Linked DNA regions of Homo sapiens: region 2 is linked to region 1. Evidence: read pairs that join two places in POLR2A ChIA-PET (ENCODE). Cell type or tissue: B cell. All regions are shown on one strand. Each heading gives the region's core, and the rest is flanking DNA. Links, peaks and the distances in the headings are about the cores only. Region 1 holds the start of LOC124903426 (small nucleolar RNA U13). Region 2 overlaps AMN (amnion associated transmembrane protein).

Region 1 (16,112 bases), core at 4,585-12,584:
AACAGAGCAAGAGTCTTCTCAAAAAAAAAAAAAAAAAAAAGGAAAAGAACAGGAAACATGTTAATTAACCATCTGTGGTAAAATAATGAAATATTCATATTAAGTGGAATAGAGATTATAAATAGCCTCACATAAGTTCAGGCCAAGTGGCACCAAATCTATGAAAAAACATTCCATTTTCAGAGGCTCTGGGGTTTCAGCACTGTGGCTGAGGAACTGGGGCCTGCACCATCGCACTCACTTTATGTGCTACGGTCCTGGTTCAGAAAGGCCAAATAACTTGGTCAAGTTCATGCAGCTGGGAAAGAAGAGAGGCAAGGTATGAACCCCGACTCTCTCACCCAAAGCCTGCACGGTGCTTCTCACACTTAAATGAACGCAATGATCACCTAACAGCCTCTCTGAGAGCTGACTGTGAGTCGGCAGGTCTGAGGCAGGGCCTGGGAAACTGCATTCCTAAAGCACTGGGGCTCCTGGAGGGAATGTGCTGCTTCCACTGGACCAGAGGCTCCCAGTCCAGCAGGGCATCAGCACTCCCAGGAGTTCTTTAAAAATTCCCTCTAAATCTGAATTTCCAGGGTCTTAACTGATAGAAATTGTATGGGTGGGGGCCTCAGTTTTTGTGGTCATTTCTAATAGCCCATTAAGAGAAATAAATCACTAATAAAGTAGGGCTCTGAGAAGGCAGCCCGCAAGCCCAGTCAGGAGTTCCCCTTGGAGTCCCTACTTTCCATCAAAGGAGTCTAGGAAGATTCCAGCAATGACCACAAAATGTTATTAAATTCCTCAGAGACAACATACCCCAGCCATCCCAGGTTCTGGGGATCACAGCATTTTTCACCCTCCCTTGGAATCAACAAAATCCTACACATACCACACTAAAGGCCAAGTTCTAGAGGACAACCACAAACAAATGTGAAAACTATTGCTGCCTGGCAGCTGACAGAAGGAAATACTTAGCAGAAGACTATGAGAAAAGAAGTGCTTGGCCAAGAGCAGTGGCTCAGCCTGTAATTCCAGCACTTGAGATGCCAAGGCACGCAGGTCCTTTGAGGGCAAGAGTTCAAGACCAGCCTGACCAACATGGTGAAACCCCATCTCTACTAAAAATACAAAAATTAGCCAGGTATGGTGGCATGTGCCTGTAGTCCCAGCTACACAGGAGGCTGGGGCAGAAGAACTGCCTGAATCTGGGAGACGGAGGTTGCAGCGAGCAGAGATCGCACCATTGCACTCCAGCCTGGGCGACAGAGTGAAACTCCGTCTCAAAAAAACAAACAACAACAACAACAAAAACAAGTAAAGAAGTGCTAACACTTGGGCTAGGCTACACTGTGGGAATGAATTCATGAACTGAATGGAATCTGCACATACTTAATCAAACTGTGTATTCTGAATTATGCTCACGAGATGCTAAGATGGAAAAGAACATGAGTGGTAGTGCAGCTGGTTCCTCCCGCTGTGTCAACTCTCTGCAGGTCCTCTGATGTCTGCTAAGCTCCTCCCAAATGTACCCATCATGAGAAAGACTCTGAGCAGGACTTCCACAGCACTAATCTCCCCCCAATGCCACCAGACTCTTAATTCTGCTTTCAGTAGTCCAAATCAGCCACTGCTTCTCACACCCAGTCTCAGGTCACTTCTGATATGACATGTATGTACCCCAGCCTGGTCACCACCCTAATGCTGGTTCTCTGCAGAAGCTCATTTGGTTAAATTCCTCATGTAAACTGAACAAGAGTCCTATTCTGACCTCGGTATTAGCTTTTGATAATTACTAATCCTGTAATTTGTCCTTTTTTTGTTCTATTGCCTCCTTCATAAAGTGTCACGTTCCAGACTGAAACTGGCAGTCTGAATTTCCTGAGAACACAGAATGCCTCATGGAGCATTTTTATGCATTTACCTAGCACTGTAACAGCAGGACTGGCACCCATGAAGTGCTTTACAAAGGTCTGCTGAGGCCGGGTACAGTGGTCATGCCTATAATCCCGGCCATTTGGGAGGCCGAATCAGGAGGATCACCTGAACCTAGGAATTTGAGACCAGCCTGGGCAACATAGAGGCCCCATCTCTACAAAAAAAATTTTGTTTTTGAGACAGGGTCTCGCTCTGTCGCCCAGACTGGAGTGCAGTGGTGCGATCTCAGCTCACCACAACCTCTGCCTCCCAGATTCAAGCTGTCCTCCTACCTCAGCCTCCTGAGGAGCTGGAACTAATGGCACACGCCACCACACCTGGCTAGTTTTTATATTTGTTTTATAGAGATGAGGTCTCCATAAAGCCCAGGCTGGTCTCAAACTCCTGAACTCAAGCAATCTGCTCACCTTTGCCTCCCAAAGTGCTGGGATTGCAGGTGTGAGCTACCGTACCTGGCCCAAAAAATGTTGGAAACTTAGAAAGTGAGGATCACTTGAGACTGAGAGGTCGAGGCTACAGTGAGCTGTGATCGCACCACTGCACTCCAACCTGGGCAACAGAGCAAGACCCAGTCTCAAAAAAAAAAAAAGGGTTTTCTGAACTAAGCTAGATTTGGTCAGTGCTCACTTAAATGTTTTAAATGTTGTTTTTCTTTACATGAAAATACACTGAGTACCTAAGCTTAGTCAGGCACACAGTAGTTAATACATGCTGAACTGGTGAATGTGTGGTGGACATATCCTGTCCTCTCTTTCCCGACTAAGAAATACGAGTGCCTAGGCTGGGCGTGGTGGCTCACACCTGTAATCCCAGCACTCTGAGAGGCCGAGGCAGGTAGATCACCTGAGGTCAGGAGTTGGAGACCAGCCTGACCAACATGGTGAAACCCTGTCTCTACTAAAAATACAAACTTAGCCAGGCGTGGTGGTGCAAACCTGTAATCCCAGCTACTCGGGAAGCTGAGGCGGGAGAATCGCTTGAACCTGGGTGGCGGAGGTTGCGGTGAGCCAAGATCACGCCACTGCACCTCCAGCCTGGGTGACAAGAGCAAAACTACATCTCAAAAAAAAAAAAAAGAAAGAAAAAGAAATACAAGTGCCTTCAACCTTAAATACCATTTTTCATTTTTATGGATTTTTAAAAACTGATTATTTTATTTTCACAGCAACTATAATCTCCATATGCCATGCAAGGAGACAAGGCTTTCAAAGAGATTCAATGATTTGCCTAAGGTCACAAAGACAGATGGGGACTAGACCACTGGTCTCTAACTCCTCCTGCAATCTTGTCCTTCCACTGCGGGGTTTCTGCAGGAGGGACGCCACTATCTCCTCCTCCTCCTCCTCTTCCTCCTGCCTCTGGCTTACCAACAGATAATCTCTACGCTTCCCACCATTCTTTACAATCCAGAAACATTTACATTAGTAGTGTTACACGTAAAAGAGCAGAATGTCAAAGCTTGATGAGACCTCATCATATATAGAATTGGGGACTCTATGAAGACGCCTCTCAGACCAATTTTTTCAGGTTGAACTACACATTACATGTTTCACTCCAAGCCTGAGTGACTAAAATACAAAGCAGTTCCTAAGAAGCTTAAGACAATATAAAAAGGGGTAACTATATTGATTCATCTTAACACAAGACAATATCTATTTTCTAAGATGCAGAACACAGAGAGGAGACAGGCCAAGGGCACGTTTTCAACTGTGTGAATGATGCTGCCCCCTGGCCCTTGCCCTCCCGCCTTGCCTACTACCCTCTGTAGGCCTCAAGACTCATTACCCTTCTTTGGCCCCTATGCTGGTCACCCCCAGGCCACAGCCACTACATTCTGACAGAAAGAATCCTGAAGGCAATGGGGAATGAGAAAGTACGTAGTGCCTAAGGAAGCAAGCCCAAAGGCTCACGAGAGCAATGATTCTGTCCCTTATGCTATCTCACAGGCCAACACACTTTTGGAATTCAAAAGGACAGAATGAGGAACAGGTACCCTTATTCAAAATATATACATAACATTTTACCTTCGTAAGAGACTTCAGACCATGCAGACCAGAGGTCTTGGCCTCAGGAATCACGGTAGAAGCAGAGGCACTCAGGCCTCTGCAATTCCATGCAGCAGCCAGTCATTCCGGGGCATCGACCAGGGGCTGTTTGGGGAAAAACTCTCTCAACCTGTGTTTTTCCCCTGCTCTCACAACCTGACAACAATCGCCAATGCAGAAGAATTGCGTGAACAAAGCTGTTGGCGGTTCAGTCGCCAAGGCTGTCCACCCCCCATCCCCACTTCAGACACTAGTCGCAAGTCCAGGCCTCTAGAACTTCTGACCCACCAGCTTCAAGTTGGGGTTCCCACAAGCCCTCTTTGGATTCGATTAATTTGCCAGAGTGGCTCACAGGACTCAGGGAAATATGTACTTACAGTTACCGGTATATCGTAGAGGATACTGCAGAAGACACAGATGAAGGGACGCAAAGGGCGAGGTATGAGGCCAGGCGGGAGCCTCCATGCCCTCCCTCGGGCCATCCTCAGAAACCTCCACGTGTTCCGCCATTTGGAAGCTCTTGAACGCTGTCCTTGAGTGTTTGTTTGTTTGTTTTTGAGACAGTCTTGCTGTGTCACCCAGGTGGGAATGCAATGGTGCAACTCGGCTCACTGCAACCTCCACCTCCCGGGTTCAAGCAATTCTCCTGCCTCAGCCTCCCAAGTAGCTGGGATTACAGGCACCCGACACCACACCCGGCTAATTTTTGTATTTTTAGTAGAGATGGGGTTTCACCATGTTGACCAGGCTGGTCTCAAACTCCTGACCTCAGGTGATCCGCCCGCCTCAGCCTCCCAAAGTGCTGGGATTACAGGCGTGAGCAACCATGCCCGGCCTGTCCTTGAGTTTTTATGGTGGCTTCATTACACAGGCATGACTTACAATCATCTAGAAATGTTTCTGGACAAAAAACCATGATCTAAACCCAGCAAGGCCTGTCTGTTCGGACTTATCTTGGCCTCTCTGTGCAGCATTCCTGCCTCTAGGGAATGAGGCAGGGCCCTCTCTGGAATAAGGGTCTTCTGACTCACAGTCAGATTAGAGTCCTGCCTTGGGCAGCTGAAAGGAGGCAAGACACCCAACATTACAACAAAAGACTGTAACAAGGGCTATGGGACTTATGAGTCAGAAACAATGGATGAAAACTATGCACACACACACACACACACACATATATACATATCATGCATACATATCATGTATATATGTGTGTGTATATATATAACACCACAGTAGCTCACTCTCCTCATTCATGCCTATGTTGCACAGAAGTTCAGGTGTCTAGGAAAGACTTACTTGGGAACAAAGGGAGGTTATGCTTGGGAAACACAGGATTAGGTGGCTTTCCAGCCAGGGTTGTTGGGGTTCTCCATAGAGGTACAAGCAAGGGGCACTCATGGAACACAGGCAGACATAGCTCTTCCCTCATTAATCCCAAAACACTGGGGCACCACTGGAGCCAAAGACAGAGATTTCCTGTTTCATTATTTAAAACCACTCCCTCACTTCTCTGTGACCTCATCATGTTTGCTCGGCTCAGTGTTGCAACAATCAGCTGAGACAGGCTGGGGAGGCAGGGTTTCTATGTGAGAGCACATCCATACACACCTCTGCACACACTGTCAAATTATACCACACTTTTATATATAAACAGCCAGAACTGTCTCTAGGGGATTTACTAGAATGATCTAGAGTAAAGGAAAGGAACTTTAGGATATATAGGCTTACTTATATTTTCTCAATGAAGCTTTTTTTAAGAACAGAGAGAAATATTAAAACCCCACAATATTATTTAAAATAAAAGGGAAGGTTTCAACAAATTTTTAAAATGAACTAGTAATAGGAAGAAAAAACGTATGGACCCAAAGCTGTACTTGAAAAACTTGACAAACACATGATCAAGGATGGCTGCTGATAAGACATACATTTTATAGAGGTAATTATTTTATGAATAGGTATACTCCAAAAGTTTTTTAGAAATTATTGATTCAGAACACAGAATGTACTCACTGAAAATGAGTAACACACAACAGTTGGCATTTCCATTTTAATCCACAACAGTTTTCAAATGGGTATCTAACATATATTACTGAGAGCACTATGGAATCTAGCCACCATGCGTATACCAGATCAAGGACAGTCACAAATTCTTCGACCCTCCTTTCATCAAGAGTTAGGGTCCATGTCCCCTCTCCTCAAATATAGGAGGACTCTGTGTCTTTTTAGAACATGGCAGGAATAATGCTACACTGATATCCAAGCCCAGGCTTAAGATACTGGCAGCTCCAGACTGGGCACAGTAGCTCACGCCTGTAATCCCAACACTTTGGGAGGCCAAGGTGGGAGGATCGTTTGAACCCAGGAGTTCAAGACCAGCCTGGGCAACGTAGTTAAGACCTTGTCTCTACAAAAAGTTAAAAACTAAGAAATTAGCCATGCAAGGTGGCATGCACCTGTAGTCCCAGCTGCTTGGGAGGCTGGGCTGGGAGGATCACTTCTGCCCAGGCGTTTGAGGCTGCAGTGAGCTATGATGGTACCACTGTACTCAGCCTGGGCAAAAGAGTGAGACTCTATCTCAAAAGAAAAAAAAGAAGAAAGAGAGAGAGAGACTGGCAGCTTCCACTTCCTCTCCTAGAACACTCACTCTAAGAGTTCTGAGTTGTCATGTAAGAAGCACAACCACCTTAGGAGAAAGGCCATCTGCAGAGGACCTGAGAGCACAAGGAGAGGGAGGATCCCCTGAGCCTGGCCTTCCAACCATCCAAGCATGTGTGTACGGCCCTCTTGGACCCTCATGACTGGACCAGCCAACAGATGAATACCAATAAATTACCTCCATCAAGGCCACATGGAGCAGAAGAATCACCCAGCTGAGCCCTGCTTGATCAGCCCACAGAACCATGAGATGTAGTAGTAGATTACTGTTTTAAATCACTGATGTTTAGGGTGGTTTCTTATTCAGCAACCATTATCCGGAACAATCTGTGGCTTTTTCATGAAATGAAGGAAGCACATCTCTTTCCTGTCCTGGCATCAGGAATAGAGTTCCCTTCCCTGATCCTGCACTGGTGGTGTGCTATCAGCCATGATTTTCCCCAGCTGTAAGCCATTAAGTGCAACTCCTATGCTTACAGCTGGCACTACAACATGAATGTGTCTGTGTTGAGAAGAGGGGAAGTACATGGTACAATCATCATCATCCCAGCCAGAGATGTTAGGGTTGTCTGCTTGGAAACCCTCTTAGAATTTTCTCAATTAGGAGAGGGCAGGTTTCAAAATTCTGAAGAAACATGATGCACAGTCAAAATACAACTGGGGGCTGGGAGCAGTGGCTCACACCTGTAATCCCAGCACTTTGGGAGGCTGAGGCAAGAGGATCACTTGAGGCCTGGAGTCGAAGACCAGCCTGGGCAACACAGTGAGACCTCATCTGTACAAAAAAAATGAACAAAACTTGCTGGGTGTGGTGGCAAGTGCCTGTAGTACCAGCTACTCAGGCAGCTGGGTGGGAGGACCACTTGAGCACAGGAGGCCAAGGCTGCAGTGAGCCAAGATCGTACCACTACACTCCAACCTGGGCAACAGAGTAAGACCCTGTCTCAAAAAAAGATTGGTTCCCAGATACCGAAGTCAAAAATATCACAAGGAAAGAAAACTACAGGCAGGGTGCAGTGGCTCATGCCTGTAAATCCCAGCATTTTGGGAGGCCAAGGCAGGTGGATCACATGAGACCACGTGTTCGAGACCAGCCTGGCCAACATGGCAAAACCCTGTCGCTACTAAAAATACAAAAATTAGCCAGGCATGATGGTGCATGCCTGTAATCCCAGCTACTGGGGAGGCTGAGGTTGCAGTGACCCGAGATCGCACCACTGCACTCCAGCCTGGGTGACAAAGGAAGACTTTGTCTCAAAAATGAAAAAAAAAAGAAAACTACAGACTAATATTCCTAATGAACATAGACACAAAAATCTTCAACAAAATAGTAGCAAACTCAATCTAACAACACATTAAAAGGATTATATACCATGACAAAGTGAGATTTATCCCAGGAATGCAAGGGTGATTCAACATACAAAACAAAATCAATACAATACACTACATTACTAGAACAATGAAAAAAATATGATCATCTCAGAAGATGCACAAAAAGCATTTGACAAAACTCAACAACCTTCCATTAAAAAAAAAAAGTCAGTGGCCAGGCACAGTGGTTCACACCTGTAATCCCAGCATTTTGGGAGTCTGAGGCAGGAGGTCTGCTTGAGGCCAGGAGTTTGAGATCAGCCTAGGCAACACAGCAAGACCCCATCACTAAAAAAAAAAAAAAAAAAAAAATCAATTAACTGGGCATATTGGTGCACACCTGTAATCCCAGCTACCTGGGAGGCTAAGGCAGGAGAACTGCTCAAGGTGAGGAATTTGAGACCAACCTGGGCAACACAGCAAGACCCTGTCTCCACAAAAATTAAAAAATTAGCAGGGTGTGGCAGCTTGCACCTATAGTAGTCCCAGCTACCGGGGAGGCTAAAGAAGGAGCACTGCTTGAGCCTGGGAGTTCAAGACTGCAGTGAGCTATGATCACATCACTGTACTCCAGCCTGGGCAAAAGAGTGAGACCTGGTCTGATAAAAAAAAAAAAAAAAAAAAAAAAAAAGTCCAGGCACAGTGGCTCGCACCTGTAATCCCAGCACTTTGGGAGGCCAAGGTGGGCTGACTGCTCAGGAGTTTGGGACTAGCCTGGGCAACATGGCGAAACCCATCTCTACCAAAAATAAAAAATAAAAAAAAACAGCAGGGCATTGTGGCATGTGCCTTTGGTCCCACCTACTCAGGAGGCTGAGGTGAGAGGATCGCTTGAGCCTGGGAGGCAGAGGTTGAAGTCAGCCATGATTGCACTACTGCACTCCAGCATGGGTGACAGAGCAAGACCCTGTGTCAAAAACAAAAAAAAAAAGGAAAGAAAGAAAACACAGCTAACTTCATAATCAATGGTGAAAAGCTTCCCCTAAGATCAGGAACAATATGAGGATGCTCACTTTCATCACTCCTATTCAAAATTTTACTAAATGTCTTAGCCAGAGCAATTAGGCAAGAAAAAGAAATAAAAGGCATTCAAATTAGAAAGAAGAGGTAAATTATATATGCAGGTGACATGATTCTGTATAAAGAAATCCCACAGAACCCACAAAATAACTACTAGAGGTAATAAATTCAACAAGGTTGTAGGGCATAAGACCAACATACAAAAATCAGTTGTTTCTATATACCAGCAATGAGCAATACAAAAAGAAAGGTAAGAAAATAATTTCATTTACAATAGAACCCACAAAAATAAAGCACCCAGAAATAAATTTATCCAAAGAGATGAATGATTTGTACACTAACACTACAAAATATTGCTTAAAGAAATTAAAGGAGACATAATTGAATGAAAAGACATCCCAAGTTCAGCTGGGCGCGGTGGCTCATACCTGTAATCCCAGCACTTTGGGAGGCCGAGGTGGGTGGATCACGAGATCAGGAGATTGAAACCATCCTGGCTAACACAGTTAAACCCCGTCTCTACAAAAAATACAAAAAATTAGCCAGGCATGGTGGCAGGTGCCTGTAGTCCCAGCTACTCGGGAGGCTGAGGCAGGAGAATGGCATGAACCCGGGAGGCGGAGGTTGCAGTGAGCCGAGACTGTGCCACTACACTCCAGCCTGGGGAACAGAGCGAGACTCCCTCTCGAAAAAAAAAAAAAAAAGAAAAGAAAAGACATCTCACGTTCATGGATTGGAGGACAATACTGTTAAGATTGCAACCCCCCAAAGCAATCTACAGAATCAATCCCCTCCCTATTAAAATTCCAATGACCTTTTTTGCAGAAATGAAAAAGGTGATATTCAAATTCATATAAAGTTGCAACTGGCCCCAAATAGTCAAAACAATATAGAAAATGAAAAAGTTGGGAGACTCATACTTCCCAAACTTACTACTTCAAAACTTACTACAAAGCTTCAGTAATCAAAACAGTGTGTGATATGGTTTGGCTGTGTCCCCATCCAAATCTCATATTGAATTGTAGCTCATATAATCCCCACATGTTATGGGAAGGAACCCAGGGGGAGGTAACTGAATCGTGGGGGTGCTGTTCTCATGATAGTAAGTCTCACAAGATCTGATGGTTTTATAAAGCACAGTTCCCCTGCACAGACTCTCTTGCCTGCTGCCATGTGAGACATACCTTTCCTCCTTCTTTGCCTTTCACCATGATTGTGAGGCCTCCCCAGCCATGTGAAACAATGAGTCCATTAAACCTCTTTTTCTTTATAAATTACCCTGTCTCAGGTATGTCTTTATTAGCAGCATGAGAACAGACTAATATAGTGTGGTACTGATGTAACAGACTTACAGAGCAACAGAATAGAACTGAGAGTCCAGAAATAAATGCAAACATCTATGGCCAATTTATTTTTAACAAGGGTGCCAAGACGATTCAATAGGGAAAGAATAGTGTTTTCAATAAATGGTGCTGGGAAAACTAAATAAGAACATACAAAGAATGAATTGGGACTCCTATCTCATTCCATATACAAGAATTAACTGAAATGGATCAAAAACCTAAAGGTAAAAACTAAAACAATAAAACTCAGAAGAGGCTGAGTGCAGTGGCTCACACCTATAATCCCAACACTTTGGGAGGCTGAGGTGGGTGGATCACTTGAGGCCAGGGGTTCTAGACCAGCCTGTGCAACATGGCAAAACCCCATCTCTACTAAAAATACAAAAATTAGCCAGGCATGGTGGCGTGTGCCTGTAGTCCCAGTTACTCAGGAGACTGAGGCATGAGAATTGCTGGAACCCAGGAGGCGGAGATTGCAGTGAGCCAAGATCATGCCACTGCACCACTGCACTCCAGCCTGGGCAACAGAAGGAGACTCGGTCTCAAAAAAAAGAAGAAAAAAAAAAAGTTTAACATTCAGAATATATAAAGAACTCAACAAACATTGTCTTCCCTCCAAAAATACACAAATGGCCAAGAGTCACATGAAAAGACATTCAATATCTTTGCTCATCAAGAAAATACAAACCCAAACCACGAGATACCACTTTAACTAGAATAGCTTTAAACAAAAATATATACATACATATACACATACCACACACACACACACACACACACACACACATATATCCTTTTGTAGTTCATAAGTGTGATTGGGTATTCAAATGAAGGTGTGAGAGGTGCCACTCTGAAACCTTGTTATGACGTCGGCACATTACCCATATGACATGAAAAAGAAACAAAACAAAAAAAATAAATTTAGCAAAGATGTCCTGAAATTGGAACACTGCTGGTGGGAATAAGTTAAACACGATATTACCGTATGACCAGCAATTCCACTCCTAGGTATATACCCAAGTGAAATAAAAACATACCTACACAGAAACTTGTACACAAATGTTTATAGCAGCATTATTCTTAATAGTCAGTGAAAATAATCCAAATGCCCATGAACAAATGAATAGACAGATTGTGGCATGTATGTACATACAATGGATTATGATTCAGCAATAAAAAGGAACAAATACTGGCACATGCTACAATTTGGATGTACCTCAAAAACATCATGCTAAGTGAAAGCAGCCAGATACAAAAAACAAGTTATATGATTCCTAGATGCTATATCTAAAATAGGCAAATCCACAGAGACCAAAAGCAGATTAGAGGTTATCAAGGGATGGGAGGATTGGGGAATGGGAGTGATTACTTAATGGGTAAAGGGGGATGAAAAGTTGTTTTTCTTTTTTAAGAGATAGGTTCTCCATCTGTCCTTCAGGCTGGAGTGCAGTGGTGTGATCATAGGTCACTGCAGCCTCGAATTCCTGGGCTCAAGCGATCCTCCTGCCTCAGCCTCTGGAGTAGGTGGGACTACATACAGGCTCAAGCCACTGTGCCCAGTTTTGTTTTGTTTTGTTTTGTTTTGAGATGGAGTCTTGCTCTGTCTCCCAGACTGGAGTGCAGTGGCGTGATCTCAGCTCACTGCAACTTTTGCCTCCTGGGCTCAAGTGATTCTCCTGCCTCAGCCTCCTGAGTAGCTGGGACTAGAGGCATGCGCCACCACGCCCAGCTAATTTTTCTATTTTTAGTAGAGACGGGGTTTCACCATGTTGGCCAGGATGGTCTTGATCTCTTGACCTCATGATCCGCCCGCCTCAGCCTCCCAAAGTGCTGGGATTACAGGCGTGAGACACCACACCCAACCAAGCTAATTCTTTATTTTTGTTGAGATGGAGTCTTCCTCTGTTGCCCAGGCTGGTCTCAAACTACTGGACTCAAGTGATCCTCCCACCCCAGCCTCCCAAAATGCTGAAATTACAGGTGCGGGCTACCATGCCTGGCCTGATTTTTAAACTAGAGAGAGCTGGTGGTTGCAGAACATTGTGAATACACTAAATACGGCTGAGCTGCACACTTAAAATGCTTAATTGTATGTTATGTGAATTTTGCCTCAATAAAACATTGGGCTATAATATACTGGTTCATTTATGCAAATACTTGAGAACCTACCATATGCCAGGCACACTCCTAGTACACAGGTTAAGGTAATAGAAATACATTCTCTGCAGGCCGGGTGTGGGGGCTCACACCTGTAATCCCAGCACTTTGGGAGGCTGAGGCGGGCAGATCCCTTGAGCACAGGAGTTCGAGACCAGCCTGGTCAACAATGGTGAAACCCTGTCTCTACTAAAAAAATACAAAAATTAGCCAGGTGGGGTGGTGCATACCTGTAATCCCAGCTACTCGGGAGGCTGAGGCATGAGAATGGCTTGAACCTGGGACGCATAGGTTGCAGTGAGCCAAGATCACACCACTGCACTCCAGCCTGGGTGACTGGGAGACTCCATCTCAAAAAAAAAAAAAAGAAAAAGGAAAGGAAAACCATTTTCTGCTATGGAAAAAAAAAAAAAGCAAGGCAAGTGACCACAGCAACAGCATGGGCTGTTTAATTAGGGTGTTCAGAAGACCCCTTTGAAGAGGTAAAATGTGAACAGAGGCCTGAATAAATCGAAGTGTTGTTGTTGTTTTTGTTGTTGTTTGAGACAGTCTCACTGTCACCCAGGCTGCAGTGCAGTAGCGCCATCTCGGCTCACTGCAACCTCCACCTCCCGAATTCAAGCGATTCTCCTGCCTCAGCCTCCCAGGTTGCTGGGACTACAGGCATGTGCCACCACACCCAGCTAATTTTTTTTTTTTTTTTTTGGTTTAGTAGAGATGGGGTTTTACCATGTTGGCCAGGCTGGTCTCGAACTCCTGACCTCAAGTGATTCGCCCACCTCAGCCACCCAAAGTGTTGGGATTACAGGCGTGAGCCACCACGCCCAGCCCAAATTGAAGAATATTATTATTGCTAAATAACAGAAAAAAAAGTGCTAAAATACGAATTTAAATATATAAAAATTCATATGTTAAAATTGCTTTTTAAAAAGGGAGATATCTATAGATGTTCCTTTTGTGCAAATATACTGTGATTTCAGTTTCTAGACATTTTACCCTTTTTATAAATAATTTATTTGCAGTCCAATAATGTCCTTCTACTCCCACCGGTATTTCTTCCAGGGACAGGCCATACTTCCAAGACAGCCTGTCATCCACATTGCTAATAAGTCATTCCCTTTATCAAACCACTCAGGAAAGGAAAGGGGAAGAGAAATGATCACTTCTGAAATATTAGGTTCTTATATTCTCTCACATGCTCTGATTTTTCTTGTTCTTGTTTTGAGACAGGATCTCACTGAGTCACCCAGGCTAAAGTGCGGAAGTATGGTGACACAGTAACACCTCACTGTAGCCTCGACCTCCTGGGCTCAAGCACTCCTCCCGCATCAGCCTCCTGAGTAGTTAGATGGGACTACAGGAGCACGCCACCAGACCCAGCTAATTTTTAAATTTTTTGTAGAGACAAGGTCTTATAACACTATGTTGCCCAGGTTGGTTGAGAACTCCTGGATTCAAGCGATCCCCCCGCCTCATCCTCTCAAAGTGCTGGGACTATAGGTATGAGCCACTGCACCTGGCACAGGCTCGTTTTTTTTTTAGACAGTTTTACTCTTGTTGCCCAGGGTGGAGTGCAATGGCACGATCTTGGCTCACTGCAACCTCTGCCTCCCGGGTTCAAGCAATTATCCTGCTTCAACATCCCAAGTAGCTGGAATTACAGGCATGTGCCACCACGCCCGGCTAATTTTGTATTTTTAGGTGAGATGGGTTTTCACTATGCTGTTCAGGCTGGTCTCGAACTCATGACCTCAGGTGATCCACCCACCTCGGCTTCCCAATGTGCTGGGATTACAAGCATGAACCTCCGCACCCAGCCCAGGCTCACTTTTAAGTCTCACAATTACTTTTTTATTATGGTAAATTACACATAAAATTTATCATTGTAATCATTTTAAGTGTATAGTCCAGTGGTATTAAATACATTCATAATGTTGTGCGACCATCACCACCATCCATCTCCAGAGGGAGAATTTAGGTTTCAGAGGCTTTTCCACGTGACTGTGAACTCTACAGTTACCTTTGCATAGATGAGAAAACTGAGGCTTAGAAAGGAAGAGTAATTTAACAGCATAGTTAGCTGAAGGACAGACCAGAATTCAAAGCAGGTCTAATTCCTTCCATACATAAACTGATCTCCTTTTTACTGTGTACATCATAGACCAGACTGCAGAAATAGAAAGAATGAAGTGAGCCAACCCTTGAGAAGCTTGTCGTCTCAACCCTAGAGACCTATCCCAGATGCACAGAAATATCCTTCAACCTGGAGAAGGCAGGGAAGGCTCTCACGCCACCACCTCCACCCAACAAGGGCCAACTTAGGTCTAAGAACAAAGAAATCTACCCTCTGTCATCCCAAGGACCTGACCTAGTGGCCTCAGTGTCTGGCTGCATTCCGTTATTCACAGCCCTTCCTGGAGCAGGTACAAATGGCCATGAAACAAGCCCCTACATCTCTGCTCAGCCACCACTGACCCCTCCTGGTTGCACGTTCAAAACCTTGACAGTGGTTCTCACAGAAGAGCTAAAGTATTCTCCAAAATAGCCAAACATCATTTCCCTGCTAACAGTGGTAAGGGCTTCCATGCCTTTAACTCATATTTCCACAGGCAATCTGCAGTTATAATTAAATTCAAGATGAATAGGTACTAGCCTGCAACCATTATGCTCTCTGCAGAGTGACCAGGCCTTGGGGACTTGTTCATCACTAACAAGCTAATGTTTGTAAAACCCTGTAAGACACAATGACTAAATACTATCATTATTACTAGACTACCAGTTTAAATGTAAATTAAGAGAGAAAGGAGAAAGAAAACACATTAGCAAATCAGGTTAGGGACTGTTACTCAGCAAGCTGTAAGAAGCATCTGAGCCACTGCGTAAAGAACCTCCCATCCAAATGTGTCAAAGGAGAGTGAATCCGAGGAGGCTGCTGTAAGAAAGGAACTTACGCCAGAGATGGAACGGAGTGCGGCCTAGAGTATCAGCCATATAGGCAAAACAGATGTTGGATGGAAGGGAAAGGCTGCATGAAAAATACACAATTTGTTTAAAAAGCACTCTACAGCAGCAAAACTAAGTCTACTCTGAAAGCAAAACTAAGAAGTTTAGAATCTGAAGAAAATCTAAAACTGCACTGTAATTCAGCTGTGGTGAAACCATGAACTCTGGGGTCCAACAGGCCTGTTGCTCTTCCTTTTCCTCATCTGCAAAATGGGGAGAATTCCTGCCTCAGAAGTTAGGCTGTCACAAAGGCAGCACCCAGAAGTGGCCGGGTGCCTTTTCCTGTACCCTCTCCCCTGAAGGACAGCCACAGGAGAACCCCTTCCGACTCACGGGCCCTCTGCCAGGCGACTCCCTGCCAGCCCAGGCTTCCCCACTCCTGCTGCTAGCTTCCCTAAGAGTTACCTCCTTGGGAAACGCCTCCTCCTAACCCAGGTTGAAACTGCACAGCGCCTCCACAATGCACCAGAGCCTCTGTTCCACTGTTGTGGCACCTACTACATGGTGCCATAATGAAATTATTCTTCTGGCTCATTCATCACATGGAAGCTCCTTGAAAACAGAGATCAGACGGCATCCTATCTGACTTTTTAGCTTT
Region 2 (16,112 bases), core at 8,113-16,112, 140 kb before region 1:
TGTGCGGGCGGGCTTCTCCCGGTGCAGTCTGTGCGTGGCCGCGCTTACTGTCCCTCCCTGGTTTCCAATCCAGATAAGGCCCCTGAACTCTGAAGGCACCCTCAACCTCCTCAACTGCGAGCCTCCACGCTTGATCTACTTCAAGAGCAAGTTCTCGGGTGAGCCTTCCTCTGCACCGGGAGTGGAGGGAAGGGAAGTTGGAGGGGCGTGTGTCCCTGGTGCCGCAGCACCGTCACCGCGCGCTCTGCTTCTGCAGGAGCGGTTCTCAACGTGCCGGACACCTCCGACAACAGCAAGAAGCAGATGCTGCGCACCAGGAGCAAAAGGCGGTTCGTCTTCAAGGTCCCAGAGGAAGAGAGACTGCAGCAGAGGCGGTAGGAGCGGGGCCTCACGGGGCCTGCTGGGCCTCGCTCTAGGGAGGGGGCCAAGAGGATTCTCACGTATCCATGAATCTCAAAAGTGTGTCCTTTCCCCAGAGAGATGCTTAGAGACCCAGAATTGAGATCCAAAATGATATCCAACCCAACCAACTTCAACCACGTGGCCCACATGGGCCCAGGCGACGGCATGCAGGTGCTCATGGACCTGCCTCTGGTGCGTGCACGGCCGGGATAGGGCGGGCAGGGCACCCCATCTCCTCCTCCCCGCTCAGGCAGCCATGCTGGCTGAGACTGTCCCAAAGGCAGTGCCTGCGAGGCTGGCGCTGTGCTCTGACCTGGCGCTCCTGTCACACAAGCCCGTCTCCGCTGAAGCTCTGTTCACGAGCACTTACCCTGTCACAAGGCCTTGTGCACAGGCCTCGGGCCGCCCTGGGCAGTGATGCTGCAGGTACTTGTGAGAGTCCACCACGTTTCGGCCTGTGAGGGCTTCCTAAGGACGTTTGCCATGAGGTGGTGATTTCTCAGTAACACCTTCGTACCAACAGATAGCATACTTTCTCTTTTTTACTTAAGAAGTATGTTTTTGGCTGGGCGTGGTGGCTCATGCCTGTAATCCCAGCACTTTGGGAGGCCGAGGCGGGCGGATCACGAGGTCAGGAGATCGAGACCATCCTGGCTAACACGGTGAAACCCTGTCTCTACTAAAAATACAAAAAGAAATTAGCTGGGTGTGGCGGCAGGTGCCTGTAGTCCCAGCTACTGGGGAGGCTGAGGCAGGAGAATGGCATGAACCCGGGAGGCGGAGCTTGCAGTGAGCCGAGATTGCACCACTGCACTCCAGCCTGGGTGACAGAGCAAGACTCCGTCTCAAAAAAAAAAAAAATTATGTATTTTAGGCTGGGTGTGGTGGCTCATGCCTCTTAATTCCAGCACTTTGGGAGGCCACAGTGAGTGGATCACCTGAGGTCAGGAGTTTGAGACCAGCCTGGCCAACATGGAGAAACCCTGTCTCTACTAAACTACAAAAATAAGCTGGGTGTGATGGTGGGCATCTGTAATCCCACCTACTCAGGAGGCTGAGGCAGGAGAATTGCTTGAACCCAGGAGGCAGAGGTTGCAGTGAGCCGAGATCACGTCATTGCACTCCAGCCTGGGGGACAGAGCAAGACTCAGTCTCAAACAAACAAACAAAAAAAGTACGCTTTTTATAGGATTTGACCTGCCCTGAAGTTGCTATTGCCAGTTCTTAGTTCCAGACTGTCCAGAACCCTTGTCCAATCCAGAGAGCCCTCTTGGCCCCCATTTTGCTCATCAAGGTCACGAGGCCACAGCCACCGTAGGTTGCACAAACTTCGCAGCCGGCCCTGCCGGGTGTCAACCAAGCATGCTCACGTGTTGCTATTTCTGCCCAGAGTGCTGTGCCCCCCTCCCAGGAGGAAAGGCCGGGCCCCGCTCCCACCAACCTGGCTCGCCAGCCTCCATCCAGGAACAAGCCCTACATCTCGTGGCCCTCATCAGGTACAGGGGAAGCCTGGCCCCCGCAGCCCTGGGGGAGGTGGGGGGTAGGGGGTGCTGGAATGGGGAGACCCCAGGCATTTGATTCCGTTCTTGACTTTCTCCCTAAGAGGAAAGCTGTCCTTGTTCTGTAGGTGGATCGGAGCCTAGCGTGACTGTGCCTCTGAGAAGTATGTCTGATCCAGACCAGGACTTTGACAAAGAGGTGAGACTTGCCCAGGTCCAGTGCTGAGGCTATGAGCCACCACTGCAGGAGGAAAAGCAGCCCGAAGATCTGGGGCCCTGGGTGGTGTCACAGCCCTTTTGGAGCACCCCACTTGCGGTGTGAGGGTGACGGGGGCAGGGGTCGGGGTGGCTGTCCCCTCCCCCAGGAGGCTCGTGCAGCAATCTCTTGGTCAGACCCCAAGCTCCTTTGGGAACGCTGACTAGGGACAGGGCTGTCACACTGCCCCAGGAGGAATGGAAGCTTTCCCGCCAACCTGCCTCTTTCCTCTGGACTCCCTGTGTTGTTTTATGTACTTCAATGTGATACATCAGCAGTCTCTTTGGTCTGGGCTGACCTTCCACATTGGTTGGTCTGTCTGCCCCTCCCTTGGGATGGCGCTTGGTGTCAGAGTGTGGGGACCACCTCCAGGACAAGCGCCACTGTTGTGCGCAGCTCAGCCACACTGCTCTGGCCTCAGTTTCCCCTGTGCGGAATGGGGATGAGAATGCAGTCGAGGGAGGCGAGGAGCTGCAGTGCTGAGGGCTGAGGAGTGAGCTGAGGGCTTAGCCCCCGGCGCCATCCTTGGAGGGAGGGAGGGAGGGATGCAGGCGGAGGGGCCATGCTCATCTCTCCACCACACATCTCAGCCCCAGCACTGAGATGTTTTAACATCAGCTGCCGAACGGACGGGCAGATGCCTTGCACATGTTGCTGGTTCTGCCAAGGTCAGCGTCTCTTCCTCTGGAAGTCCTTTGTCTTCTCCATCCTTTGTCCATCCTACTGTTCCACCCTTTATTCTGCAGCAGGCCCCCAGCCTGTCTTTGTCTGGTGGGACAGTCACATTTTTGTAGCAAGCACTGCTGTTACTTTACAGAACGCTCCTGAGTTTGAGTTTGTCCGCTGTTTCCTGGTCATGGGATTTGAAGTGTGTCTTAGGCTGTCACATTATACAGAGGACATGGTGTCCCTCTTAGGGTACTGTGTCCTGAGGCAGCCAGTGCCTGTCTCGTCTGCATGACCTTGTTTGTTCTTTTAAATTTAAGTGAAATTCACAAAACAACAATTTTTTTGTTTTTTTTATTTTCATAATAATATAGAGGCAGGGTCTCACTTTGTTGCCCAGGCTGGTCTCCCAACTCCTGGGCTCAAGCTGTCCTCCTACCTTGGCCTCCCAAAGTGCTCAGATTACAGGCGTGAGCCAGCACACCGGGCCCAAAATAACTACTTTAAAGTTACTTTAAACTACTCAGTGACATTTGGTACATCCACAGAGATGCAGTCACCACCTCTTTCTCATTCAGAAACATTTCCACTCTAGCTGGGCACCACGGTTCACGTGTGTAGTACCAGCTACTAGTGAAGCTGAGGTGGAAGGATGGCCTGAGGAGTTCAAGGCCAGCCTGGGCAGTGTAGTGAGATCTTGTCTCTAAAACATAATAAAAAAGACATTTTCATCATTTCAAAATAAACCCCCTGCCCTTTAAGCACTCTCTCCCCGTCCCTCCCTCCCCTCAGCACCTGGGCAGCCAGTAGTTTCCTGTGATTTCCCTGTCTGGACATTTCGTGGAAATGGAATGCCCAGCCTCTCGTATGGCAGTGTGTTTGACCTTTTGTGCCTAGCTCTCACCTGGCATACTGTTTTGTGGCTCACCCCCGTTGTGTAGCATGCATCAGTGCTGGCGTTTCTATTGCTAAATAATATTCTCTTGTATGGCTAGACCACGGTTTGTTTTCCCATTCTTCCCCTGAGGCACATTTGGGCTGTTTCTGTCCTTCAGCTGTTGTGAGTGGTGCTGCTGTGAACACGTGTGTGCACATATGTGTTTGAGTGCCTGTTTTCACATTCGGGTTTATGCCTGTGAGTGGGATTGCTGGATTTATGTGGTAATTCTATGTTTAACTTTTTGAGGAACCACCAAATTGTTTTCTGCAGCAGTTGTACCATTCTATATTCCACCAGCAATGTGAGGGTTCTCATATCTCGACATCCTCACCAATACTTGTTCTTGTTTTTCTTCTTTTTAATAGTCGTCCTGGTGGCTATGAAGTAGTACCTGATTGTGGTTTTGATTTGCATTCTCTAAAGACTTATGTTTAGCATCTTTTCATATGCTTGTTGGCCATTTCCGTACCTTCTTTAGAGAAATGTCTACTCAAGGCCTTTACCCATTTTTGAAATGGGTGGTTTGTCCTTTTGTGGCTGGGTTGTAGGAGCTCCTGGCATGTTCTGAGTACCAGGCTCTTGTGAGAGATGTGATGTGCAGATGTCTTCTCTTGTTCTATGGGTTGTCGTTATTTACATTCCTCATAATTAATGTCTTTTTTTTTTTTTTTTTTTTGAGACAGAGTGCAGTGGCACGATCTTGGCTCACTGCAACCTTTGTTTCCTGGGATCAAGTGATTCTCATGCCTCAGACTCCCAAGTAGCTGGGACTACAGGTGCCCGCCACCATACCTGGCTGATTTTTGTATTTTTAGTAGAGGCGGGGTTTCACCATGTTGGCCAGACTGGTCTCAAACTCCTGACCTCAAGTGATCTGCCCGCCTTGGCCTCCCAAAGTGCTGGGATTACAGGCGTGAGGCACTATACCCGGCCTAGTACAGCCATCTTAACAATATTTTTACTCCACGAACATGAGATGTGTTCCATTTATTTAAGCTATTTTTTCAGCAATGTTTTGTAATTTATAGTGTACACATTTTTCCCTTCTCTGGTTAAACTATTCCTAGCTATTCTTTTGGATGCTGTTGTAAATTGAATTTTTTTTTTCAGTTTCCTTTTCAGTGTGTTCATTTCTGGTGTATAGAAACACAACTGACTTGTGTGTGTTGATCTTATACCCTATAACTTTGCTGAGCTTATTAGTTTTTTGTGGATTCTTTTCTTTGGGATTTTCTACGTGTATAATCATGTCATCTGCAAAGAGAGATAGCTTTACTTCCTTCCTAACTTGGAATCCTTTTCATTTCTGTTTCTTCCCTGATCGCTCTGCCTAGAACCTCTAGCCCCATGTTGAATAGCAGTGGTGAAAGCAGGCATCCTTGCCTTGTTGCTGATCTTTTTTCTTTTTTTCTTTTTTTTTTTTTTTTGAGACAGAGTCTCACTCTACATGTAGCCCAGGCTGGAATGCAGTGATGCGATCTCGGCTCACTGCAAGCTCCGCCTCCTGGGTTCACGCCATTCTCCTGCCTCAGCCTCCCGAGTAGCTGGGACTACAGGTGCCCACCACCATGCCAGGCTAATTTTTTTTTGTATTTTTAGCAGAGACAGGGTTTCACTGTGTTAGGATGGTCTCAATCTCCTGACCTCATGATCTGCCCACCTTGGCCTCCCAAAGTGCTGGGATTACAGGTGTGAGCCACCGCACCCGGCCCGTGGCTGATCTTAGGGGAAAATTTTGTCTCTCACCATTGGGTATGGTTAGCTGTTTTATTTTGTTGAGGAGGTTCCCCTCTATTCCTAGTGCTTTTCTCAGGAAAGAGTGTCGCGTTTGTGACTTTGACTGCTTGGTTGCAGGTGCGCACCACTGTGCCCGGCTGATTTTTGTTTTTTTTGTTTTGTTTTGTTTTGTGACGGAGTCTCGCTCTGTCGCCCAGGCTGGAGTGCAGTGGTGCAGTCTCGGCTCACTGCAAGCTCCGCCTCCCGGGTTCACGCCATTCTCCTGCCTCAGCCTCCCCAGCAGTTGGGACTACAGGTGCATGCTGCCACGCCCGGCTAATTTTTTGTATTTTTAGTAGAGACGGGGTTTCACCATGTTAGCCAGGATGGTCCCAATCTCCTGACTTTGTGATCCGCCTGCCTTGGCCTCCCAAAGTGCTGGGATTACAGGCGTAAGCCACCACGCCCGGCCTGATTTTTGTGTTTTCAGTAGAGATGGGGTGTTACCACATTGGCCAGGCTGGTCTCAAACTCCTGACCTCAAGTGTGATCCACCCACCTTGGCCTCCCAAAGTGCTGGGATTACAGGCAGGAGCCACTGCGTCCGGCCCCATCTGATTTCTTCACTACAGAGTTGCTGTCTTTTGTAATGATAATTACCATGTTATTTTTGAGTGGGATTAGACATCAATTTGTGACTCTCACCAGCACGCCTAAGGGCCCCACGAATCGCTGGTGTAGAGCGTGTGTGTTTTCATAACATGAAGGGAGAAGAGCAGTTGCGACAGTTGTCCCTGAGCAAACATTTGCATCCAGCTGGGCACGCGTGCCTCCCCAGGCTAGGGCAGCGGGTGCTCACCCTGCCCTCTTCCTGTTCACAGCCTGATTCGGACTCCACCAAACACTCAACTCCATCGAATAGCTCCAACCCCAGCGGCCCACCGAGCCCCAACTCCCCCCACAGGAGCCAGCTCCCCCTCGAAGGCCTGGAGCAGCCGGCCTGTGACACCTGAAGCCGCCAGCTCGCCACAGGGGCCAGGGAGCTGGAGATGGCCTCCAGCGTCAGTGCCAAGACTGAGCGGGCCCTCCAGTGTTGTCCAAGGAAATGTAGAATCACTTTGTAGATATGGAGATGAAGAAGACAAATCTTTATTATAATATTGATCAGTTTTATGCCGCATTGTTCGTGGCAGTAGACCACATCTGTTCGTCTGCACAGCTGTGAGGCGATGCTGTTCCATCTGCACATGAAGGACCCCCATACAGCCTGTCTCCCACCCCTGACAACCCGAGAGGGCATATGGGGCCCTGCCAACACCACTTCCTCAGCAGAAACCCGTCATGACGCGGCTGCTTCGGAAGCAGACATCTGGGGACACAGCCTCAGTACCCAGTCTTTTCCCTAGTTCCTGAAACTTTCCTAGGACCTTAAGAGAATAGTAGGAGGTCCTATAGCATTCCCAGTGTCACTAGAATTTTGAAGACAGGAAAGTGGAGGTTAGTCTGTGGCCTTTTTTTCATTTAGCCATTGCACAGTCAGCTGCAGAAGTCCTGCTGACCACCTAGTCATGGACAAAGGCCCAGGACCAGTGACACCCTGCGTCCCTGTGTGCATTAAGTTCATTCTGGGTCGCAGCCATGAAGTGTCACCAGTATCTACTACTGTGAAGTCAGCTGTGCTGTTTTCCATTCGCTTCCACGGCTTCTGCCTCCTGCCATAAAACCAGCGAGTGTCGTGGTGCAGGCAGGCCCTGTGGCCTGCTGGGCTGAGGGAAGTCAGAGCCCCAGGGCGCCACGAAGCAGCCACTGGGATACCCCACCCCGCCCCGCCCTGCCCGCCCCCCCCCCCACCAGTCCTGCCCCCGCATGGAGCCCCCGTGATTAGTAGCCCGTATGATCACGTAGACCCACCCAACACACTCCTGCACACTGGCCCCGGCCCACGGCACAGCAATCCCCTGCGCGTGGATTTCACCTCACCCTTTGTACCAGATGTTGAGTGACCAGCTCTGTGGCCCTGTGTCGTCAGAGGCTTGTGATTAACTGTGGCGGCAGACACAGCTTGTCCACAGCTTGGGCCAGGCTTCCCCTGTCCTCCCACCGGTCGGCTGCTTGGCAAGGCTGTTCAGGACGTGCACTTCCCCAAGTCGGCACTGAGTGGCCCAGCACCGCCTAGCCCTGCCACCCCACTGCCCTCCTGGGCCTTCTGCTGGATGGGCACCTGGGGGGTTCTGGTTTTTACTTTTTTAATGTAAGTCTCAGTCTTTGTAATTAATTATTGAATTGTGAGAACATTTTTGAACAATTTACCTGTCAATAAAGCAGAAGACGGCAGTTTTAAAGTTCCCAGTGGTCCGTTTGGATGTGGTAACATGTCACCCGTGTGTCTGGGCCCCAGAAGTGCCTGAGCTCCAAAAGGCAGTGAAGGAGCCACCTTGCAGAAGATGCTATTCGCCAGCAGAAGCTATTCTGGGTAACTCACTCGGAGGTCACCCAAAAGGCTGCTGTTGGGGTGTTCAGCCTGAACAGAGGGCATCCTTGGGGCAGGAGTGAAGGGAGGAGGGCAGCGTGCCTGTGAGCCCCAGCCAGGCAGTGCCAGGGCCCCAGGAGCAGGCTGCCCGCGAGGGTCTGCCTGTCCACACCCATACACGCCAACCCTGCCAGCAGCCCCAAGGGACAGGATGGGGTAGGCCAGAGGCCCCAGGAAGAGGCAGGAGTTCTCGGGGAGGTCTGGGCCAGGGTGAGTGGTCCCTGGTTGAGGGAATGCTCGGAGTCAGTTTCCTGAGTTATGCAGGGAGTTGGCTTCTATTTGCCACTCACTGAGACCTAGTTGTCCTTGGTAGGACAAGGGCAGTGATGGCCCCTGCAGAAGAGTGCGGACCTGGGAGAAGACTGCAAGCCAGGGCAGGCAGCCCAGCACCCAGCGGGGGCACTTGGGACCTTGAGCTCTGTGCCAGGCAGCATGGCCTGGGCTGCTGCTGCAGCAGGCGGCTCCCCTGGAAGCCCAGAGCATCTCTCCTTCCACAGTCCACACCAGAGGCAGGTCCCTGCCAGCACAGTCCATCTGTGACGGGTGAGCAGTGGGTGGCAGGTGGTGTCTGGTCAGCTCAGGCTTGCTCTCCAGTTTGCACCTGACACTAAAGAAAATTGTGGCTAAAAAGTGCGTGTGGGAGTATCGGCCACTTCTTTTAAAAATGCGAGATGGTAGCTGTTGGAGCACACACGTGAACTGTGGCGGTCACTCAACGGGACACTGCACAGCACTGAGAGTGACTCATTCCAACCACAACACAGCCGCACCTCGAAGCACGGGGCCCTGATCTGGGTTACAGCACGTGTCCTGGTGGCTAAGCTGGGCCCCTGGGCAGAAGATTCCAAATGGGGGCCAGGCCATGACTGGGGATGCCGGTGACATCTCCAGCCCCAGATGCTGGTTTCACAGAAGTGGTCACTGCCACAGTTGCAGCTGCACACACAGGGCTGGACCCTTGTCTGTGTCGGTGCAGTGGCGCACGCTTGCACATGGGTGACCCCATATGATCTGCCTTCGCACCCAGCAGCTTGGTACCAGGAGGGATGCCCACCCCTTTTCCGTCCGCCCCACCAGGCACGGCCTTTGGCTCCGTCCACCCCTTGCCTCTCTCCCGCCCCTCCCTCCAGCTCCTCACCCTCCCCTCACCGGAAGGCGGGGGAAGCCCCACTCCTAGTTCTGGGTTCAACTTCGCAGATCCCAGCCTCTGGCCGCCCAGGTGACGACCAGCGCTGCCTCCAGCAGTGGCCAGCTAGACCCCTCCCATGTCCCCCAGTGCGAATGCGGCGCAAGGCTGGGCTCCTAGTCCTCATGGGCGGGGCCGGTGGCGGCATAGCCAGGCTGACAGCAGGTGCAGGAAACACCTTTACTGAGTAAGGCCACCCTGTCCTTGGCCCCCGGAGGAGGGGGAAAGGAAGGGGAGGTTTGGGGGCTGGACGAGGAGGTGGCTAGCCCCCAGTTCGACTGGGGCCAGAGCGGGTGGAGAGCCCCAAGGTCGACGGTCAGGCGGCCGCTCAGGCCTCGGCCTCGGCCCCGGCGAACAGAGGGTTGACGAAGTAACTGTGGCTGGTGCTGTCTGCGGCCGCCTTCGGAACCAGGCTGAGCCGCCGCGGCAGGGGCTGCGGGGTGACAGGGTCAGGCGGCGGTCGGCGCCGAGTCCCGGCCCCGAGGAGGCCCCGGTCCCCCCTCCAGCCCCCTCACCAGCTCCTCGGAGGCCGTCACGTCGAACACCGGGTTGCGGAAGCCGAGGGGCGCTCCAGCCGGGGCCGCCGCCTCGTGCCTCCTCCACCTGAGGGCGTAGCGGGGACGCAGCGTGAGCCCCTCGGAGCAACCCCCAGCCCCACCTCCGCGCCCCCGCCCCGCGTACCTGAGCCTCCCCGCGCGGCGCAGCAGCGGCGGCGCCACCAGCAGGACCAGCAGCGCCAGCAGCACGGCAGCCGCCACGCCGCCCGCCAGCCCAGCCGCGGAGCTGCCCCAGACGTGTGCGCCCGACTCCCGCATGGTCGCCTCCAGGACGCCGAGGGCCTCGCCTGCGACGGAGGGGCCGGCTCAGTCTTCCCCGCGGCGGGGCGAGGCGCGGCGGGGCGGGATGGGGCGGGCGCGGTTACCGTTCTCGGCGACGTCCGCCAGGAGGGCCCGGGCCAGCCGCCCCGCTCCGCCTGTCTCGGGCCCATTCTCCACCAGCACCACCTGGATCTCCGTATCGGCCTCACGGAGCCGGGACGAGCGTGGCACCTTGGACACGGCCACCTGCAGCCCGTGGTACTGAGGCTGGGGAGGGGGACGGGGTTGGTTTGACTCAGCCCCCCGCCCTCCCCGAGCCTATGGGGACGCTAAGGGCAGAGGCAGATAGTGGGCAAGTGAGCAGCCGCAGGGACCCTGCAGAAGGGGCGTCCTAGGCGGAGGCGGTAGGGCTGGGGTCGGGACTCCCCTCAGCTGCCCGCGCGGCCCCATTACCAGACCCAGGAAGGTGTCCAGTATCCGCGCCCGGTACCGCTCCAGGTCAAATGCGGGGCCGTGGGTCAGCAACACAACGGCTCCTGCGGCGGGAGGGCAGGGGTCAGCGCCGTGGATCCGGGCCCGGCAGGAAACTGAGGCGGGGGACGAACCTGGTCCTCCAGGCCTTCCCAGCAAGCAGGGCCCGGCGGGGGCGCTTACCACAGAGGTCACAGCACTGCCCCTGGGGCCGGAGGGCGCTGTGGCAGGCGGCCTGGGGGCAGCGGCCGCCCAGGGGCTGGAGCAGGGCCGCGCAGATCCACGGCTGCGCCTGGTGCGAGGGGCGGTGGTCAGCGCGGAGGGCCAGAGCGGACCGCAGCGAGAAGGGCGATGCCTCCGAGAAGCAAGCCGGCGAGAGACCGTGGGAGCGCAGCGGCCCTGTCCCGGGCACAGTCCCGACCCTCGCGCGGCCCCCGCGACTCCACTGCGGCCTCGCTCACCTCCGCGTTGCCGCAGACGCAGCCCGACGGGTCCGCGCAGTCCTCGGGGCCCACGCTCAGCGCGCCCGGCCCGTGGAAGCGTAGGCGGCCCGCGCGGGACGCCAGGAAAACAGCCAGGTCCTCGTCGCGCGTGAACGTCTGCGGGCAGCCGGGTCCCCACCGGAGCCAGCCCGAGGAAGAGACTTCACCTGAGTGCTCAGACCCAACGTGTGCAGACCAGGAGGGGCGGGGTCGGGCCGAGGTGGGGAGAGGGGACCCGAGCCTCCCTCCCCTCAGTGCTCACCCGGCCCAGAGCCGAGATGCTGCGGACACGCACGGGGCTAGCGCCAGGGCCGAGCCCCACGCGGAAGGAGGCACTAGGCGGAAAGAAGACGTCGTCGTGGCGGCAGGGCACGCGCTCGGCGTCCACGAAGAAGAGGCCAGGTGCCTCGTCCCCAGAGCGCCACAGGTGCGGGTCATGCCAGGAGAAGCGGTCAGAGTCGCGGAAGACGGCAGGTTCGCCTGAGCCGGAGCACATCCCTGAGCTCCACGGAACAAGCGCCGCGCCACACCACGCCACGCCACGCCACGCCACGCGTCTGAGCACGACCTCCCAAGCCCCGCTTCGGGACACTTCCGCCACTCCCTAAACCACGCCCCCGGAGGCGCCCTCCCTCCGGTCCTCGCCCCCCTCGACGCGCCTTCCCTCCAGTCCCCGCCCCTGAACATGCCTTTCCAGAGCCCCGCCCCTGCCCGACCGCCTCACCCGCGCCACAGTCCAGGTGCGAGCCCACGTCTGAGACGCCGAATCCGGCTCCTGAAGCCAGGACGAGTTCCCCATCCAGCGGCAGGAGCTGCAAGAGACACGGGCTGAGGCGGCGCCACGCGGGGGTCCGGGCCTGCTCCGCGCCCACCCCGCCCCCAGTCCCCTGGGACGAGAAGCCGAGACCCTGTGCACGGAAGGAGCCCGGGCGAGCTCAGGCCCGGGGTCCTCGGCCTGGCTGAGGCTGGCAGAGGAAGCGGATCTGGCCTGGGAAAGATGGGGCCGCGTGGGCAAGGCCCCGAAGCGGGCACAGCCCAGTGTCCTGTCCCTGAGCTGGAGGTCTCACAGGCCAGGGGCAGAGCCGGAGCCGGGGAGCGAGACGGAGCCGTGGGGAGTCTGGGGCGGAGGTGACTCTGGCCAGGGCCTGTCGCCTCCCCCCGTAGCCCCTTGAGAACGTGCACAGGCCCAGGGCTCCCAGGTTCCAGGAACTAAAGTTTCGAAAGTTGCCCGGCTCCTGGGGAGTCTGAGGCCGCGCTCTTGGTGTGTGAGGGAGGGAGGGAGAGGCTGCATCTGGCGGCCAGGGGTGCAGGAGGAGGCAGGGAGTGTAGCGGGGAGGTGGAGTTGCCCCTGCTGTTTCCTATAGGCTTGGGCTGGGCCGTGCAGCTCCCGCACCACAGAAGTGGGGCCACAGCCCAAGTCTCGGGTGTCAGCAGAAATACGGGGGGTCTGACTGGCCGCCCCTCACTCCCCCTCTCCTCCAAGTGCCAGGACCTCAGCCTCCTGCCTTCTTGCTTCTGCACTTCTCCCTCAGGGGCTGAGGGTGAGCGCTGGGCCAGGGCAACCCTTGCTGCCAGGTTGTGAGGGGCTCAGCACAGCAGGGCGCGCCCACCCGAGGCAGGACCCACTCTTCGGCCCTTCCAGGAGCACTGCACCTGAGCAAGAGGCCAACACCCCCAGCGACGTGAGGTCACACTTCAGTTCCGTGCACACCTGAGGGTGTGGCACTGCCAGCAGGGCAAGTCCCCCCACAGGTGCAGAGGTGGAGCCGTGGGGACGGAATGTGTCATAGCTCAAAGCGCCTCAGGAACAGGGAGGGGTTCCCAGGAGGAAGCATACCAAGAACACCGTTTTTTAAAGAACGAAGGGGAAAAATAGAAACGTAACATAATAGTTGAACAGACGAGCACAGTAGGTAAGGCCAGGAGTTTGAGATCAGCCTGGTGAGAAACATAGTGAGACTCCATCTCTACAAAAAATTTAAAAATAAAAAGAGGATATAATTTTTAAATATAGGGCAACATTTATAATAGAAACCAAACTTAAGGCCAGGAGCGGTGGCTCATGCCTGTAATCCCAACACTTTGGAAGGCCGAAGCGGGCATATCACTCGAGCCCAGGAGTTCAAGACCAGCCTGGCCAACATAGTGAGACCCCCATCTCTACAAAAACTACAAAAATTAGCCGGGCGTGGTGGCACAAGCCTGTAGTCCCAGCTACTCGGGAGGCTGAGGTGGGAGGATTGTTTGCGCCCAGGGAGGTCAAGGCTGCAGTGAGCCGTGATCACGCCATTGCACTCCAGCCTGGGCAACAGAGTGAGACCCTGTCTCAAAAAAACAAACTTAACAAAGTATTGATGAATTAACCAATACAATATAAGACCTCTACAGGGAAAACTTTAAGATGCTAAAGAGGCCATGGATGACCTGAAATATTTAGAGAGAGTCCGTCCATGCTCTTGAATGGATGGCTTGACAGCATAAGGCTGTTATTTATCCCAATCAAAATTCCTGTAGTCTCAGCTACTTGGGAGGCTCAGGCAGGAGAATCGCTTGAGCCCGGGAGGCAGAGGTTGCACTGAGCCGAGATCACACCACTGCACTCCAGCCTGGGTGGCAGAGCAAGACTCCATCTCAAAAAAAAAAAAAAAAAAAATCCAGGGTTTTTTTGGTGGTGGTGGTGGTAGTTGTTACCTGGCAAACCTATTCTACAATTTATCTGCAACAATGAGATCCACAAAGAACCTTGGAGCAGGAGTGAAGGGGATGGATATTAAGCCATCCTGCAGAGCCACTGTGTGGATAGTGTAGGGTCGGCAAAGCGGCCTGTGGACTTGAAGACAAGGCTCAGAGAGACCCACAACACCCAGGCACACGACGGATTCCAGCAGTGCTAGAACAAAAGGGCAAGGCGGAGGATGCTGGAAGCTGGGTTCACTCTAAGGAGAGAAACACAGCAGGAGCCCTCGCTGGTGCACGTGCCCCATAGGTACACAGTCCATTACCATTGTGACTGAGGAGCAGACGCGATTCTCAAACGAAACAGAAAAAACACAGTTCTAAGGTAAGGCGTTTTGCATTAGGTCGATTAAAATGAAGGTTTCTGTTCAGCACAGGACACTGCAGGCAAGTCCACAGTGAGCAGACTTGCAAAGCCTCCAGCCAAGGCAGGGGGATGGGTGAAAGACAGGAGACTCCCCCAACAAGAAAGCAGGCAAAAGGTAGAAATGGGAGGAAGGGCAAGGAAAAGGAAAATCGCAGGGAGGGACGCTCCCAACCACAGAATTACAAAGTAAGGCACTGATGTGCACGGCCTGTTACTCGGGCCTCATCTAGGCAGATGGATGAAGCTGGGAGCCAGGGGTGTGGAGGGCAACATAGCCGACGCGGGCAGGGGATGGGGGTGCTTGGGCGGCTCTGGGTGAATTCGGCCTCTGCAGGCTGGGACCCTGGGGCCACTGTCCCCTGCCCCTGCGCTGTTCCCACCGGCCAATGGATGATCAATGAATGAATTATTGAATAGATGAATGAATGGAGTATTGCCTCCTTTCAGAGCCCAAGTGCTTCCAAAGGAGATCATGAAAGTAAGGAGGCCGGCAGGGGAGGGGAGTAGGGGGAAATCCATGCCCTGGAACCCCCAGCCCAGCCTGACTCCTCTGCCCACAGGTCCCCCATCAGCTCCCAGTGCCCCCCTCACTCGGGCTGCCTGGTTGCCAAGGTTATGCGTGGGTTCTGGGGGCCGGGCCACAAGGGGCAACCGCCTCCCTCTCCCTGCCCTCCTCCTGTTTCCCGGGTGGGAGCGTCGCCATCTTGCTGTGGGTGCCCTCCCCAGTGTGTGGCAGCTTTTGGGTTAAGGCAGCTTTGGAAAACCTGAAGGAAGGAACCAAGCGGCCCTGGGGTGGAAATGAGGCCCAGGGTCCCTGACCCCGCATGGGGCAGGAATGGGCCAGGCCAAGCCCATTGAGCCATCCTCCCCACCCGCACACGCGGGGGCCCCAGGCCTGGACCCCACATCTGGAGCCGACACCCCGACCCAGCTCACCAGTGACCCTCACTCAGGAGTGACTGAGCTGGCAGGTGTGCAGGTGACAGGATGAGGACGCAGCCCAGGAGTGGCTGTGAAGGGGCTGGAAGGAAGCTTTTGCCCAGAGGCTTGGCCTGCAGGCCCCACAGTCACCCTGGAAGCTGGTGGGCTGCCGATGCAATGGGACAGTGGCCACCGAGGATACTCAACCAAGCGGGCAGGCTGTGTGCCAGTGAAGCTGTATTTACTGTCGCTGAGGTGTGAATGTCATATATTTTTCAAGTGCCACAAAAGATTGTTCTTTTTTTCCCCAACGATTACAAAGTGTAAAAACCGTTCCTTGCTCCACCCGTAGGGGCTGCATTTGGCCTGTAGCTTGCGGAACTCCACCTTAAACAAGGAAATTAGCTTCTTTCTCTGGGGCCTTATCAGAGCCTTTAATACGTGATGAAGCTCCAGGAAAGTGCAGGCTGCAGCATTTCCCAAACTTACCTACTCATGGAACCCGCTTTCCTCCCAGTTCCCATCATGTTCTTGGAGTGTTGTGTGAAGCAGTTTGAGAAAAAGGTCCCCTAGGGCAGCAGTCCCCAACCTTTTTGGCACCAGGGACCAGTTTTGTGGAAGACAGTTCTTCCATGGACTGATGGGAGTGGGGAAGGTTTCAGGATTAAGCTGTCCCATCTCAGATGTCAGCCACTTAAGGAGTGCACACCCACCCAGGCCCCTCGCTGGCGCAGTGACAATAGGGGTCCCTAGGAGAATCTGATCTGATCTGAAGGGAGGCAGAGCCAGGCAGGAGTGGGCTCGCCTCTTCCTGGGCGGCCACTTCCTAACAGGCCAGGGACCCGGATGGTGGGTAGAGGGGGGGGTGTTGGGGACACTTTCCCTAGTGTTCTAAAGATGGAGCTTTAGGCACCAGGACAAGGCAAGGCTTTGGGGGAAGGGCATGGAGCAGGCGCTTCCTGGGAAGACCACCCACTGCTGGGCATCACAAGGGCTGTGGGGACAGGGGTGCCTCCCATCCCTCCCAGGACACAGCCTGGCTGGGACCATGGGACCAAGCTCCCCTAGGTTCCCCCCCACTCCCTGCCTCCTAGAATATTCTCCAGAGGCCAAAGTCCCAGT

Evidence for each region. ChIA-PET counts read pairs that join two places held together with the same protein. Peaks named below come from ENCODE experiments on the same cell type or tissue, not always from the same donor. Only the 100,000 strongest peaks of a DNase experiment are listed, where the experiment ranks them.
Region 2: POLR2A ChIA-PET joins it to region 1 with 10 read pairs; 4 of 35 experiments call an interaction of 5 or more read pairs at or near these places.

The regions. Positions count from the first base shown.
Region 1 is chr14:102,784,624-102,800,735 of GRCh38, reverse strand. All of the region lies in intron 1 of TRAF3 (TNF receptor associated factor 3), which reads right to left. It overlaps LOC124903426 (small nucleolar RNA U13), which reads left to right and starts at 11,145; the gene lies at 11,145-11,245. RefSeq lists enhancers at 1,869-1,918, 10,199-10,268. In B cell, for the core only: no CTCF peak of the experiment used is centred there; a DNase peak (open chromatin) is centred at 5,475; H3K27ac peaks cover 4,155 bases.
Region 2 is chr14:102,924,092-102,940,203 of GRCh38, reverse strand. AMN (amnion associated transmembrane protein) reads right to left here. Exons shown (of 12, transcript NM_030943.4): 4 at 11,691-11,778; 5 at 11,229-11,446; 6 at 10,946-11,083; 7 at 10,668-10,776; 8 at 10,467-10,549; 9 at 10,118-10,280; 10 at 9,877-10,039; 11 at 9,711-9,798; 12 at 9,362-9,628. The coding sequence ends at 9,524. CDC42BPB (CDC42 binding protein kinase beta) reads left to right here. Exons shown (of 37, transcript NM_006035.4): 32 at 74-158; 33 at 257-374; 34 at 477-594; 35 at 1,793-1,898; 36 at 2,030-2,100; 37 at 6,361-7,824. The coding sequence ends at 6,492. Among named protein-coding and RNA genes, the nearest start is that of AMN, 9.5 kb to the right of the region's middle. RefSeq lists silencers at 9,927-10,186, 11,716-11,905, 15,756-15,954. In B cell, for the core only: no CTCF peak of the experiment used is centred there; DNase peaks (open chromatin) are centred at 10,363, 10,773 and 11,593; H3K4me3 peaks cover 2,821 bases; H3K27me3 peaks cover 4,495 bases.